Regions from separate parts of the Homo sapiens genome. Here regions 2 and 3 are each linked to region 1. A link is a contact called in ENCODE Hi-C or POLR2A ChIA-PET data. All regions are on one chromosome and are shown on one strand. The core of a region is the stretch at or near the end of the contact, and the rest is flanking DNA. Distances in the headings are between cores, read along the strand shown. Region 1 has its middle 73 kb from the start of ATF7IP2. Region 2 overlaps NUBP1 (NUBP iron-sulfur cluster assembly factor 1, cytosolic). Region 3 overlaps TEKT5 (tektin 5).

The links. A loop is a pair of places that touch in the nucleus more often than their neighbours do. ChIA-PET counts read pairs that join two places held with the same protein, here RNA polymerase II (POLR2A). Pooled maps may share reads with other maps.
Region 2: a pooled map shows a loop between it and region 1 (2.9-fold over the local background). The contact joins two enhancer-like sites. A Hi-C loop is called at or near these places in 1 of 168 maps with a recorded cell type or tissue (GM12878), 1 of 37 single-sample maps with no recorded cell type and 4 of 50 pooled maps. POLR2A ChIA-PET finds 5 or more read pairs at or near these places in 3 of 52 experiments (AG04450, GM10248 and HepG2).
Region 3: a map of HepG2 shows a loop between it and region 1 (3-fold over the local background). The contact joins two enhancer-like sites. A Hi-C loop is called at or near these places in 1 of 168 maps with a recorded cell type or tissue (HepG2). POLR2A ChIA-PET finds 5 or more read pairs at or near these places in 2 of 52 experiments (OCI-LY7 and WTC11).

Annotation. Positions count from the first base shown.
Region 1 is chr16:10,310,858-10,316,022 of GRCh38, forward strand. No RefSeq gene overlaps it. Among named protein-coding and RNA genes, the nearest start is that of ATF7IP2, 73 kb to the right of the region's middle. Within about 2 kb of position 2,459, at least 2 of the 41 ENCODE cell types and tissues checked have a DNase peak (open chromatin) inside an H3K27ac peak, as active enhancers do; they include GM12878, where a contact is called at or near this core.
Region 2 is chr16:10,751,165-10,756,329 of GRCh38, forward strand. It overlaps NUBP1 (NUBP iron-sulfur cluster assembly factor 1, cytosolic), which reads left to right. Exons shown (of 11, transcript NM_002484.4): 4 at 1,446-1,514; 5 at 4,557-4,589. Among named protein-coding and RNA genes, the nearest start is that of NUBP1, 9.9 kb to the left of the region's middle. Within about 2 kb of position 2,032, at least 10 of the 41 ENCODE cell types and tissues checked have a DNase peak (open chromatin) inside an H3K27ac peak, as active enhancers do; they include GM12878, where a contact is called at or near this core.
Region 3 is chr16:10,644,206-10,649,370 of GRCh38, forward strand. The region is part of intron 5 of TEKT5 (tektin 5); the gene reads right to left. Among named protein-coding and RNA genes, the nearest start is that of TEKT5, 48 kb to the right of the region's middle. Within about 2 kb of position 2,598, at least 4 of the 41 ENCODE cell types and tissues checked have a DNase peak (open chromatin) inside an H3K27ac peak, as active enhancers do.

The DNA of each region.
Region 1 (5,165 bases), core at 1,209-3,708:
GCTAAGGCAGAAGAACCACTCGAACCCAGGAGGTGGAGGTTACAGTGAGCCAAGATCATGCCACTGCACTCCAGCCTGGGTAACAGAGCGAGACTCCCTCTCAAAAAAATAAATAAATAAAAATAAATCCAGTGTAGGCTGGCTTCAAGGCCTATGGTCTTTGATAGTGTTGTTGCTATGATTTTCCTTTGTTTTTAACTTTTTAAACTTTGAAATTATTTTAGATTTATCAGAAAGTTGCAAAGATAGCACCGATCATTCCTGTGTACTCTCACCTAGGTTTCTCTGATGTTAAGGTCTTACAATCATCAAAACCAAGAAATTAGCACTAGGACAATTCACTGCAGACCTTATTCATTTTTCACCGGTTTTTCCACTAATGTCCTTTGCCGCCTTCTGGGAGGAAAAATATTTCCTCTGCTCCCTTATTTTCACTGACAGGGTCCATACATTAAACTGACACAAGTCAGACTAGCAAGAGAAAAGACGTTTTATTTCCATATGTATGTATGCACATGGGAGTTCACAGAAAAGAAAATGTGACTCAAAGGAGTGGTTAGAATTTGGGGCTTATAGCCGGACGTGGTGGCTCATGCCTGTAATCCCAGCACTTTGGGAGGCTAAGGCCGGTGGATCGCTTGAGACCAGGAGTTCGAGACCAGCCTGGCCTACTTGGTGAAACCCCATCTTCACTAAAAATACAAAACATTAGCCGAGCATGGTGGCAGGTGTCTGTAACCCCAGCTACTCAGGAGTCTGAGGCAGGAGAATTGCCTGAATCCACGAGGCAGAGGTTGCAGTGAGCCGAGAATGCACCACTGCACTCTACTCCGGGCAAAGCGAGACTCTGTCTCAAAAAAAAAAAAAAAAATAGAATTTGGGGCTTATAATCCATCTTAATAGGTGAAGGATCACAGTACTTTAGGAGGCTGAGGCAGGAGGATCACTTGAGCCCAGGGGTTCAAGACCAGCTTGGGCAACAAAGTGAGAACTTGTCTCTACAAAAAAAAAAAAAAAAAAAAATTAGCTGGGCATGGTGATGCATAGCTGTAGTCCCAGCTACTTGGGAGACTGAGGTTGGAGGATTGCTTGAGCCTGGTAGGTCGAGGTTTCAATGAGTTATGATCGTACCACTGCACTCCAGCCCGGGCAACAGAGGGAGACCCTGTCTCGAAAAAAAAAGACAGGAAACGAAAAAGACAAAATAGATGAAGGAGAAGGGAAGAAAGAGCACTTGTGGAAAAACAAACGAGGTTTTGGAAAGATAAATGAGCCCTTAGGAGACTAGATGGGGGATATGACAGATTTTGTGACTGTCTGCTTTGGTGTGTGGCTGACTTCTGTCTCAGAGAAGATTGGAGTTGTTCCCAGGGATAAGATTTATGACAATAGAGTTCTTTTTTATTCTTTTGGGAGGCTCTGCTCTTAGGCAGATAAGAGATTTCAGAAAGTCAGAAGCCCTCGGCTCAAAACAATTTTTATGCCACACTGGCTTATTCTGGGGCCCTTCCCCATTTCAGAATCCAATTGGGGCCGGGCATGGTGGCTCATGCCTGTAATCCTAACACTCTGGGAGGCCGAGGCAGGTGAATCACTTGAGGCCAGGAGTTTGAGACCAGTCTGGCCAACATGGTGAAACCCCATCTCCACTAAAAATCCAAAAATAAAAGTAGCTGGGCGTGGTGGTGGGCACCTGTAATCCCAGCTACTCAGGAGGCTGGGGCAGGAGAATCACTTGATCCCAGGAAGCAGAGGTTGCAGTGAGCCAAGATCGCGCCACTGCACTTCAGCCCAGGCAACAGAGTGAGACCCTTTCTAAAAAAAAAAAAAAAAAAAAAAAATCCAATTGGGACCCCACCTTACATTTAGTTATGTCTTCTTGGTCTCCTCCAATGTGTGACAGTTTCTCCGTCTTCCTTTATTCCTCACCACTTTGACACTTTTGAGAAATATTGATCTTTTATTTTGTAGACTGTCCCTTAACTTGGTGTTTCCTCATGACTAGACTGAGGTTGTTAAACATTTACTAGCACACCACAGGCCGTTGGTTTGCATGAGAATGAAACAACAACTAGGGTTTCTCTTTATATATATTTTATATTTGATGCTCCCAAAGTGCTAGGATCAGCCAGGCGCGATGGCTCATCCCTGTAATCCCAGTGCTTTGGGAGGCCAAGGTGGAAAGATCACCCAAGCCCAGAAGTTCAAGGCCAGCCTGGGCAATTTAGTGAGATTCCATCTCTTCAAAAAATTTAAATATTAGCCTGCAGGGTGTGAACCTGTAGTCCCAGCTACTCAGGAGGCTGAGGAAAGAAGATCCCTTGAGTCCAGGAGGCCAAGGCTGCAGTGAGCTATGATCGCACCACTGCACTCCAGCCTGGGCAACAGAGTGAAACCTTGATTCTAAAAATAAACACAAAAAGGGAGGTGGAGCATAACTCATCATGCTTTAAGTGTGGACTGCACAGAGTGACTTCCTTACAAAGAGCACAAAGGGAGGGAAAGAGCAACTGTACAGTGAGAAACTTGATAAACACTACCTCAACCAGGTGATCAAGGCCAACATCAACCATGATAAGTCATGTCAACAGTATGCGCTGGTATCACTTGATAAAAATGGCATTTTACCACTATCATCTTTCTTCCAAAAATCCATAACCTCAGCTAATCATGAAAAAAAAACATCAGACAAATCTCAGTAGAGGGCCGTGCTGCAAATTGCCTGACCAGTACTTCTCAGAACTGTCATCAAAAACAAATTCTGAGAAACTGTCACAGCGAAGAGGACCCTAAAGAGACATGACAACTAAATGTAATTGGTATCCTTGATGGGATCCTGGAACAGGAAATCTGTCACAAGGTAAAAACTAAGGCAGTCCGAATAAAGTATGGGCTTTAGTTAATGCATCAATATTAGATCGTTGATTGTAACAAATGCACCACACTAATGTAAGCTAACAGGGGAAACTGAGTCAGGATGTATGAGGACACTGTACTACCTTCACAATTTTTGTAAAATGTAAAACTATTCTTTTTTTTTTTTTTTGAGATGGAGTTTTACTCTTGTTGCCTGGGCTAGAGTACAGTGGCGCAATCTCAGCTCACTGCAACCTCCACCTCCCGGGTTCAAATGATTCTCCTGCCTCAGCCTCCCAAGTAGCTAGGATTACAGGGAGCTACCACCATGCCTGGCTAATTTTTGTACTTTTAGTAGAGACAGGGTTTCACCATGTTGGCCAGGCTGGTCTCAAACTCCTGCCGTCAGGTGATCCACCTGCCTTGGCCTCCCAAAGTGTTGAGATTACAGGTGTGAACCACTGTGCCCAGCTAAAACTATTCTTAAAAAATTTAGTTTGTTTAAAAAAAAAAAAAAAAAGGAAAAAGTGACCATTTTTTAATCTCTCAAAAATATACCATTAACCTAAACCCTTAAAATATTTACATTCAGGCTGGACACAGTGCCTCACACCTGTAATCCCCGCACTTTGGGAGGCTAAAGAGGGAGGATCATTTGAGCCCAGGAGCCTAGGCAACATGGCAAAACCCCACCTCTACAAAAAATACGAAAATGAGCCAGGGGTAATGGCATGTCTGTAGTCCCAGTTACTCAGGAGGCTGAGATGGGAGGATCACTTGAGCCCAGGAGGTTGAGGCTGCAGTAAGCTGATTATGCCACTGCACTCCAGCCTGGGCAACAGAGCAAGATCCTGTCTCAAAATAAAATAAAATAAAATAAAATATTTGCATTCAAAAGGAGCTTCAGAATAGACCATATGAATAAAATATAGCAAGAGCTGCAGATAAATAGATTTCTCTAGAGAATATGAAAATAATACCCGGTACCTATTCAATGATACGAGGAACATGCAGAGGGGAGGGGAATTATTCCAATCAGTCTCCTGCTGCAGAAACCATAAACATAAAAATAGAAGTAGGCTATGAATCTCCCCTCAAGAATGGGAAGGTGATCAATAGCTTCCATCTAGCATCCATGCCCCACTGAGATGACATTCTTTCCAGAGGGGGAAAAATGAGCTGCCAATGAGAAATTGTTGAGATGACTAAGAAAGACACCATCTCAGGAACTTCCAAATTGAGTTTGACTGTTAGTCAATGTGTTGAGTAGTTGTTATATATCATTCCTTCTCCAGAAGATGGAGCTTTAGTCTAAAATAATGATGTAAGACAAGCCGGCAAGCTGGGCCCAGAATAATAGAATTCAAAGAAAATGCATAAATCGTGGTTACTATCAAGAGGGTTTGAAAAGCATTTTAAATCTCCTTGGAGACGGGTTCATTTGACCCGATTCTCTTACTCATTATGAGAATCCATTGCTTCAACTGTTTTCATCCAGGCAAAAAAGAAAATTTCAGTGGGAGTCATAAAAATGATTATGTATCATCTTATTTTTATTTGGTATTTCTCTTCCCAAAAGTCTAAAGGCTCACTATTATCTTGTAGTGCAGTTCATATGTTGATGGAAGTGACATTATTTATTTGTTTATTTATTTATTTTGAGATGGAGTTTCGCTCTTGTTGCCCAGGCTGGAGTGCAATGGTGTGATCTCAGCTCACCGCAACCTCCGCCTCCCAGGTTCAAGTGATTCTCCTGCCTCAGCCTCCTGAGTAGCTGGGATTACAGGCATGCACCACCATGCCTGGCTAATTTTGTATTTTTAGTATAGACGGGGTTTCACCATGTTGGTCAGGCTGGTCTTGAACTCCCAACCTCAGATGACCCACCCACCTCGGCCTCCCAAAGTGCTGAGATTACAGGCGTGAGCCACCGCACCCGGCCAAGGTGACATTTAAGTTCACTGTGGCAGTGAATTTATTATGCAGATAGGAGTTGCATGAATTTTCTCCAAAATATTCAGATATAAAATTCATTTTTGTCTAAAACAAATCAATCTGACTTAGCCCCCATGTCAGCCATAATTTTTCTCACATCTCGCCTCCATATGTAAAACTCTAGAGAGGAACTGATTAGCGTGAAAGGAAAATAAATCTTGGGACCCCAAAATCACTAAGCCAAAGGGAAAGTCAAGCTGAGAACTGCATAGGGCAAACCTGCCTCCCACTGTTTTCCTCAAAAAGATAAAAGCTACATACCGGCCAAGCATGGTGGCTGGCACCTGTAATCCCAGCACTTTTTGAGGCCCAGA
Region 2 (5,165 bases), core at 782-3,281, 440 kb after region 1:
ACTCCCCAAGGGAGTGAAATTCCTCTAAAGGGAATTGATTAAATTGTTCCCTAAAGGAAGGGCATGGAGACAGAGTCACTAGAAACCTGAGAGTATCGAGGAAAGTCTCTATCACAGTCATAGTGATAGTGTCATTTCCCCGTGGATCATTGACACATCAGTCCCAAGTATCAAGGTCCGGAGAGAGCAAGTCAGGTTTTCCGATGATGTCGCTCTGCTGTTCTCCCCGGATGGCTCCATAGAGGGCACCTGAGGCCAGTGCTGGTCTGTGGATGGCGTTTTCCCGTGCACAAGTTTGAGACAGCGCTGGGTGCTGAGGAAGTAGGAGGCTGGGTTTGTTGAGAGGATTGAAGAGGGTGGCAAGAAACTAATTCAGGGCAAGTTAAAAAGTGACGCGGAGGTGCAGCACTTTGGATCCGAGTCATTGCAGCTTTCAAGATGAATACTAGCCCTGTTCTCAGAAGGTTCCTGAAGGCCGTCTCAGACCTCCTGTATCAGAGGGGAAGGCTTGGGGTGGAATGGGGTCGCCTGAAGCTGCACCTGAGTCACAACTAAAGAGCTTTTCCAGGTTTCCATCTTACTTTAAGTTTCTGTTCTGTAAGTTTAGCCTAAACCATCATTCACCTTCAGGATCAAAGGAAAACAGGGCTTGGTCAGGGTTCAGCTAGAGGCTCCACTCTGGTCCTCCACAGCAGGCCCGTGGTGTACTGGAAAGAGCCCCAGTTGGGGCCGAAAGACCTCAGTTTATGTCCCAGCTCTGTTCCCTGCTTATTGAACTGGTCCCCTCTGAACCTCAGTTTCCTCCTCTGTAAACCAGAGATAATGATACTTACCTTCTAGGCACATGGCCGCCTCAGCCTCCCAAAGTGTTGGGATTACAGGCGTGAGCCACTGCACCCAGCCCCCAATATTTTTTAATACATTCATATTCTGCTTAAATAGTCTAGATTTGGCTTGTATCTGAGACTCCTGAACAAGATAGGATGAGTTTGAGAAAAATTTAAGATGCAGAGACCAAGGCTTGGTGAGGGGTGAGCAAAAGAGAGCTGTTTAGGGTGGCTCCAACACTGCCGTCTCTTGGCTGTTCCATCCATTCTGTCACACAAGCCAAACAGGCGCTAGGTCCCTTTCCCCGTCTCCTCCAACCAGGGCTCAGTAAACAAGGTCTGAGCCCGAGCCTCCAAGTGACCTGACAGCCAGGTCTGTAAGATCACCCTTGAGGAGCTCAGCCAGGCTGAGGGGTAGGGGAATGGGGGCATCAGTGTTTATGAACCTTGAGATCAGCGTTAGGACTCTCCCTCAGGAGAATCTGATGGCTCCAAGTTTAACCCAGTTTCTGTCTTCTCCCCTGTCCTTTTCCTCTAACCCCGCTCCCCTCCTAGTTGTGTGTGTCTGGAGTGTGTGCATTCAGTTATATAACCGCTTTGGTCTCTTCTTGTCCCCAGATTGCTCTTCTAGACATCGATATATGTGGGCCATCGATTCCCAAGATAATGGGATTGGAAGGAGAGCAGGTAATAGCCGGTTACAGAACTCAGGAAATTATTCTCTTAAGGCAAACTCTGTAGCACTGAACTGTCAAACCTCAACAAAGAGGCATGCGGAGCCCATAAATGTTTTTTTGTTGTTGTTTTGTTTTGTTGTTTTTGAGACAAGGTCTCACTCTTGTCGCCCGGGCTGGAGTGCAGTGGTGCAACCTCAGCTCACTGCAACCTCCACCTCCTGGGTTCAAGCGATTCTTGTGCTCAGCCTCCTGAGTAGCTGGGACTACAGTGGTGTGCCATCATGCCCAACTAATTTTTGTATTTTTGGTAGAGACCAGGTTTCACTACGTTGGCCAAGCTGGGCTCCACCTCCTGACCTCTAGTGATCACCTGCCTCAGCCTCCCAAAGTGCTAGGATTACAGGCGTGAGCCACCGCACCTGGCCTGTAAATGTTTATGTGGACATGAGGAGCTCATACATGCTCAGTAGTCCATCTGTCTACTTTTAACAACAACTGTGAGTCTTGGCGGGGGAGGGGCGGGATTGTATATGAAGTCTGTCTACACCATTGGAGAAGCATTGGTTTCGATGCCTCCTCAGAGGGGAAGGGAAACAGCCAGTGAAATGCAGAAGTAAGACACGGAAATTTAGCTCTGACTGGGAACATTAGACCAGGGCTTGCTATGGGTCTGTACCCTGGAAGCAAGGGAATATTTCTGCCCTTGTGGTCTCCCCTGGGGAACTGAGACTGCAGGGCGGGTGAGCGATGTGGGCTGGGGGCAGGGCTGTAGCAGTCTATGTAGTTGCTGGCCTCTTCTTGCTAGCAAGAAGCTCTCCAAGAGAGGATTCCCCCAAGGGCAGTGCATGGAAGCTGGGGCTGGGGGTGCTGGGATGTCCCGAGAGTCTCAAGATTGGTTCTTTCTTTAATTAGTGCCAGGAATGCATTAATCCTGTTTTGGGGATGCAGTGGTGAACAAGGTCCATGAAGACCCCTGTCTGGGTGGGAGAAGGCAGATGCTAGATAATGTGAAACCAACCCAGAGTGAGGGGATGGACAGTAGGGCAGAGTCAGAGGGGCTGAGGGGTGGTCAAAGGTGCCCTCACTGAGGGATAGCATTTGAGCAGAGGATGACAGGAGGGGAGAGCTGGGGGAAGGGCATTCTGGGCTAAGGGAGCAACTGCATGGGCCGCTGACACAAGGTGTCCTTGTGTCCTCAGTGGAGTGACCAGAGGGGCTGGAGGGTGGCCCGAAGCAGATGGGGCCGGCCTTGCAGGCACTTCTAAGGCCTTGGGGTTTGCTTCCGAGGGAGTAGGGAAGGAGAGCGATGTCACCCTGTGAGGCTTGGTCACATACCCCAATGGATTTGGTAGCACACGCCACAGTGAAGGTATAAGCTACTGTCATCACACGTAATTATTTCATGAAACAGAAAATTTTAAAATAAAAGAAAATAGAAGTTTCCCTATTTTCTTCTCCTGCACTATTGGATCATCCTGTTTACCCCTCTTTTAAGACAAATGGACTTAGCAAACGAGTGTAAATAGGAATGAATGGTTTTGTGGGGTTTATTTTATTTTATTTTATTTTATTTTATTTTATTTATTTTATTGAGACAGAGTTTCACTCTTGTTGCCCAGGCTGGAGTGCAGTGTCGCGATCTCGGCTCACCACAACCTCCGCCTCCCGGGCTCAAGCAGTTCTCCTGCCTCAGCCTCCTGAATAGCTGGCATTACAGACACACGCCACCACGTCCAGCTATTTTTTGTATTTTTAGTAGAGTTGGGGTTTCACCATGTTGACCAGGCTGGTCTCGAACTCCTGACCTCAGGTGATCCTCCCGCCTCAGCCTCCCGCAGTGTTTGGATTACAGGTGTGAGCCACTGTGCCTGGCTGGGTGTCTTTTAATAGAACTTCGAAGTCAGTCACAGAGGACCGCATGTTGTGTGATTCCACTTACATGAAATGTGCAGAATAGGTCAGTCCACAGTGAGAGAAAGTGGATTAGGGGTCCTGTAAGGCTGGGAGGATGTGAGACAGACTGTGGGGGGTGGTGACAGCTGAGGGGTATAGGGATTCTTCTTAAGAGTCAGGCAAATGTTCTAAAATTGTGGTGACTGGGTACAGTGGCTCACACCTGCAATCCCAACACTTTGGGAGGCCAAGGCGGGTGGATCACTTGAGGTCAGGAGTTTGAGACCAGGCTGGCCAACATGGTGAAACCCCGTCTCTACAAAAAATACAAAAATTAGCTGGGCATGGTGGCGGGCACCTATAATCTCAGCTACCTGGGAGGCTAAGGCAGGAGAATCACTTGAACCTGGGAGGTGGAGGTTGCAGTGAGTCAGGATCACGCCACTGCACTCCAGCCTGGTCGACAGGGCAAGACCCCATCTCAAAAATAAAAATAAAAAATAAAACTGTGGTGATGGCTGCATGCTTGTGACTGTACAGAAAGCCACTCATTCAATGGGTGAGTCATATTGTCTATGAATCATGTCTCAGTAAATCTGTTGAGAAAAGTAAGGCTTCATCAAGAAAATTAAACTTTCAGTGTGCGCTTTGTGTGCTGCTGGACACCTGCTGGGGGGAAGAGGTCTGAATCTTGTTGCCCCAGGAAGCTCCCCTTTGTGGCTGGAGCTGATTGGGGACAGGTTCTGAATCAGCTGTTTCGTGAGAGCTCATTCCCTTCACTCCTGTGCTTTTACAAAAGCCACCTCATTGCTCCACAGGTATCTGCATTTTCTCATCAGTCCCCAGCCGATTTTTATGACTCTTTTAAGATACCTTAGACACAACATCATATTTGAACTTGAGTAACTTTGGTTCCCTATCTAGACATCCAAGTAGAGTTTCCAAATAACCCAGCTTAGGGCACAAAGGGAGTTGAGTTGCATCTTTATTACCCACGCCCTAGCTGTTCACCTCCTTTTAGGAATTTCGTGGTACCATGTAAGACAATGAATTATATTTTAAAAAACCATCGTCTTACTTTGTACAATTTGTCTGTGCATGAAATGTGACCAGGGTACATGATTTCTACTAATGAACATCGGTGCTCATGTTCACACAGGTTCACCAGAGTGGCTCAGGCTGGTCTCCAGTGGTGAGTTTTCACCTCTTTGCCCTATTTTCACAGTAGTGTGTGGTTGTGTGTACATAATGGGTTTGTGGTTTGTTGGTCCATAGGTATTTATTAGGGTACTTTTCGAGGCACAGAGGATGTGATTAAAACCAGTGATTGGCAGGCTTTTTCTGTAAAGTGTGGGACGGTAAAGATTTTCAGCATGTGGGCCTACATTCCTTGCTGTTGTAGCACAAAAGTAGTAATATGTAACTGAACAACCAGGACAGTATTCCAATAAAAGTTTATTTACAAACACAGATGGTGGGCCAGATTTGGCCCTGAAGTCCATAGTTTGTAAATCTCTGGTTAAGAGAGTTAAGGAGGCAGGGTGCAGTGGCTCACACCTGTGATCCCAGCACTTTAGGAGGCCAAGCCAGGCAGATCACTTGAGGCCAGGAGTTCGAGACCAGCCTGGCCAACATGGCGAAATCCCATCTCTACTAAAGATACAAAAATTAGCCGAGCATGGTGGCACGCGCCTGTAACACTGGCTACTCGGGAGGCTGAGGCAGGAGAATTGCTTGAACCCGGGAGGCAGAGGCTGCAGCAAGCTGA
Region 3 (5,165 bases), core at 1,348-3,847, 330 kb after region 1:
CTTTTACGTCATTTGATACCCACAACTGCCCTGTGAGAAAGTGAGTCAGTGACTACTATTCCCATTGCACATATGAAGTCAACTGAGGCCCAGAGAGGAGCTGTAAACAGCTAAGTGCATCATCAGAGGTGGACATGAGGCTTGAAACCCTAAAGTCATTTTTCTCAAAGTGGCGTTCGCAGATCCCCACATCGGATTCTTCCAGAATGGCTTATTATCTATGCAGATCCTTGAGCCCTACACACTTACTGCATCCAAATCTCACCTCTCCAGGTCCTTGCTTAAATGTCACCTCCAAAGAAAGAGCTTCCCTGTCTACTCTATTCAAAACGGACAGCCACCTCCATCACTGCACCCCTCACCTGGCTTCCCCCTTTCTTCCTGGATCTATTTGTCTGCATGAATCAGTTTGTCTCCAGACCCTATGGGGGCACCAGGAAATGGCTTCCTGACTATAACATAAGCTATCAGAAATCAGGGGCTGTGTTTTGTTCACACTGTTCTCCTATCGCCTAGAACAGTGTTTGGTGCAGCATTAGGGTTACCAGTTAAACTATAGGACTCCCAGTTAAATTTGAATTTCATATAAACAACAAAGCACTTTCTCGTGTATGTTCTGTAATGGACTGCCTGAATGTCTGTGTTCCCCCAAAATTCCTATATTGAAAGCTTAATCTGTCCCAGTGTGCTGGAGGTGGGGCCTCTGAGAGGCGATTAGGTGATGAGGTGGAGCTCTCATGAATGGGATTAGTGCCTTTATAAGAAGAGGCTACTTTACTCTCTTTCTGCCAGGTGAAGAAATACAAAGGCTGTCTACAACCCGGAAGAGGGCCCTCACCAGAACCCGATCATGCTGGCACCCTGACCTTGGACTTTTAGCCTCCAGAACTGTGAGAAATAAATTTTGATGTTTACAAACCACCTAGCCTATGGTGGTACTTGGTTATAGTAGCATGAATGCAAGGAGGCAAGCCCCCCCAGTTATTGCATGAGACATACTGATGTTAAAACATGATTTGTAGGTCAGGCACAATGGCTCACACCTATAATCCTAAACACTTTGAGAGGCTGAGGTGGGAGGATTGCTTGAGCCCAGGAGTTCGAGACCAGCCTGGGCAACATAGTGAAAACCCATCTCTACAAAAAATACAAAAAAATTAGTCAGGTGTGGTGGTTTGCACCTGTGGTCCCAGCTACTCAGGAGGCTGAGGTGGGAGGACTGCCTGACCCCAGGAGGTGAAGGCTGCAGTGAGCCGTGATGCACCACTGCACTCCAGCCTGGGCAGCAGAGCAAGATCCTATATAATAATAATTTGGCCAGGCACAGTGGCTCACGCCTGTAATCCCAGCACTTTGGGAGGCCAAAGCAGGCAGATCACCTGAGGAGAGGAGTTCAAAACCAGCCTGGCCAACATGGTAAAATCCCATCTCTGCTAAAAATACAAAAATTGGCCAGACATGGTGGCAAGCACCTGTAATTCCAGCTACTGGGAGGCTGAGACAGGAAAATCGCTTGAACCTGGGAGGCGGAGGTTGCAGGGAGCCAAGATCACACCATTGCACTGGACTGCAAGACTGGGCAACAAGAGTGAAACTCTGTCTCAAAAACTAAATAAAATTTAAAAAATATAATAATTTGTTGGCTGGCCATAGTGTCTTAGTGCCTGTAATTCCAGCACTTTGCGGGGCACTGAGGTGGGAGGATCGCTTGAGCCAAGGAGTTTGAGACCAGCCTGGGCAATATAGTGAGACCCCATCTCTACAGAAAAAAAAGAAAAACTGGCCAGGCATATAGTGCACATCTGTAATCCCAGCTACTTGGGAGGCTGAGGAAGGATTGCTTGAGCCCAGAAGGTCGAGGTCGCACTCAGCTATGATCACAACACTGTACTGCATTCTAGCCTGGCCAACAGAGTAAGACTCTGTCTCAAAAAAAAAAAAAAATTTGTTGATCTGACATTCAAGTTTAAATGGACATCCTGTATTTGTCTTTGCTAAATCTGGAAACCCTACTTATGGTAGTAGCTCAATAAACATCAATTGAATGAATGAATCACAGTGGGATCTGGAAATCTAGATTTTTAACCAGCTTCCCCCCAGTGACTCTTGTGCACACTCAAATTTGGGAACAACCTGCCCTACAAATTATAGAATCCTGCCCATCTCGGATTTTAAGATAGGGGAAAACTGATTACACAGTAAATTGCTCCTGAATGAGGTGGGATTGCAAGTATAACACCCAGTCCCTGCCTTCAAGGATTTTACAGTCACTTTGCTTTTTTTCCTTTCTCATAAGCTGTAAAACATTCACACATCTTAATATGCAAGGAATGACTGAATGAGGTTGGGCCCATAACCTATGGGCACCAAGAAATTGCTTAAAACAGAATTTTTTTTTTCAAAGAATCAAAGTCCTGGCTTCTGTATTAGCTTAAGAAAAAATCCAGGAAAAATAGATAGCAGTTTGCTCCCTAAAGAGGACAAAAGGATGCCTGTTTCCTACTGGTGGAGTCAAGACGAGAAGCTGGGTTATGGGAGGGCAAGGAGGCCCAGCCTCCTCCAGAGCCCACCTAGGAAGGAGGCCAGCCCTTCACCTGGTCCTCTGTGAGCCACAGCAACTCAGCCCACACGCTGGTTAAACATTATCCCATAAGAATGTTCTGTGCCCAGAATGTGAGTGGCATATAAACACTCAATGCGGCAACACCTCTCTTGGAAGCCCTGGGGATTTTCTTCAGAAACCTCCCCTTTGTGGGGGCAGTGGGTGGGATGTACAACCCTTAGAATGCACCACTTCAGCCCAGCGCAGAAGAAAATAAAGCCTTATATAGATGAAAAATGCTCCTTGGTGCCACTTTGCCCAGTGTTTGCCCTGTCATGGAAAACAGCCCCTACCATCTAGGCGTCCCTACTTGAAGAGCCTATTGCTGGGGTGGACGGGACATTACTGAGGGTTCAGCGGGTGATAAGAAGCTGCCAGTGGGCTGGGCGCGGTGGCTGACAACTGTGGTCCCAGCACTTTGGGAGGCTGAGGCAGGCAGATTGCTTGAGTCCAGGAATTCGACCAGCTTGGGTAGCATGGTGAGACCCTGTCTCTACAAAAAATTTAAAAAAAAATAAGCCGGGCGTGGTGGTGCACACCGGCGGTCCCAGCTACTCAGGAGGCTGAGGCAGGAGGATCGCTTAAGCCTGGGATGTCGAGGCTGCAGTGAGCTGTGATGACGCCACTGCACCCCAGCCTGGGTGACAGAGTGGGACCCTGTCTCAAAAAAAAAAAAAAAAAGCAGCAGCCACCTGTGGTACGCGCCTTCCTGGCCCCACCCTGAGCCCATCCAGGGCAGCTCCCAGGATGCTCCCCTCCACCAGTAGGTGCTGTTGCTAGGGAAATCTAGAGATGCCTCAGGCCAGAGACCTGAGCCCACCTTGTCTCTTTCTTTGTTCACTTTCTCCATTTCCTGGTCACCATGCTTAGGGCTCAGTCAGCCTGTGATGGGGACCTGAAACTTTACAAAAGGCCTGTCTCCTGGGTCTGGGAAAGGAAGAGCTAATACTCATTCATAAGCTCAATCTTTTCTTCATTCATTCATTCATCCACAGAGTCATTGATTCATATGTCAGTGCAACAAATGTTCGTTGAGCACCTACTTAGTGCCAAGCACTGTTCTAGGCAGTGGATCCGAGTAACCACAACAGCTGGAAAACCCTGTCCTTGTGGAGTGGACATTCTGCTGGACTTTACACTCTGTTGTTTGCTTTTTTACACAACAATCACTTGTTGAGCACATACGAGTACTGGCTACAAGTGAGACAAATGGTCACTGTCAGCATCACAGAACTCAAGTCCCTCCCACCTCCTGTTAAAAATATTTATTAAATGCCTTTGATGTACAGCACATGGGTGGGGGACAGGGCCACAAAAAAAGGCACCATGTCAGTTCTCCTGGAATTCCTGTGTAAGCAGAGGAACAAGGGCACAGGCACACACAACCATTTATCAAGAGTTTACTCCAGGCCAGGTCCTGCGCCAAGACTCTTACATGAATCATCTCATTATAGAACCAAACCAATCCTATGCAGAAGGTTCTAGCAACATTCCCTGGCTTTTATTTTTATTTATCATTTTTTTTTTTGAGACAGAGTCTTGCTGTGTTACCCAGGCTGGAATGCAGTGGAGTGATCTCGGCTCACTGCAACCTCCGCCTCCCAGGGTCAAGTGATTCTCCTGCCTCAGCCTCCTGAGTAGCTGGGACACAGGCATGTGCTACCACATCTGGCTGATTTTTGTATTTATTTATTTATTTTTGTTAGTAGAGACAGGGTTTTGCCATGTTGGCCAGGCTGGTCTCGAACTCCCGGCCTCGAGTGATCCGCCTATCTCGGCCTCCCAAAGTGCTGGGATTACAGGCATGAGCCACCACGCCCTGCCTGCATCCCCTGGTTTTTAGATAAGAGAAATGAGACAGTTACCTCCTTGTCAATTCTCTTTCAAACCTGCTGACCATTTCCAGGCATGAGGCCCCACGTGGTGCCAGCCTATCTTTGTCTCTCTAGCCCTTGGCCATCTTGCATGGTTCACAAAGAGCAGCTTCAGCATTGAGCAGTTTCTGCAGGCCACAGGCTCAGACTGCATTTGAATGGTTGGCTCTGCTTCCCTTATATTTATTTTCTAGCTACCCTCTGCTTACAGCAAGTGCTGATGGTTTTGCATTTATTGAAGAGACCTGAAGTTTCTCTTTTATTTTCATTTTTAATTTTATTTTTAGAGACAAGTTCTCTCTCTGTTGCCCAGGCTGGAGTGCAATGGCATGATCATGGCTCACTGCAACCTTAAACTCCCGGGCTCAAGTGATCCTTCTGCCTCAGCCACCTGAGTAACTGGTACTACAGGTGCATGCCACCATACCTGGCTATTTATTTTTATTTTGTTTGTAGAAATTGGATCTCACTATGTTGCCTAGGCTGGAGTGCAGTGGCACTATCATATCTCACTGCAGCCTAGAACTCCTGGGCTCAGGTGATGTTCCCAACCCAGTCTCCTATGTAGCTGGCATTACAAGTGTGTGCCACCATGCCTGGCTAATTTTTTGTAGAGATGGGGTCTTGCTATGTTGCCCAGGCTGGTCTTGAACTCCTAGCCTCAAGCCATCCTCCTGCCTCAGCCTCCC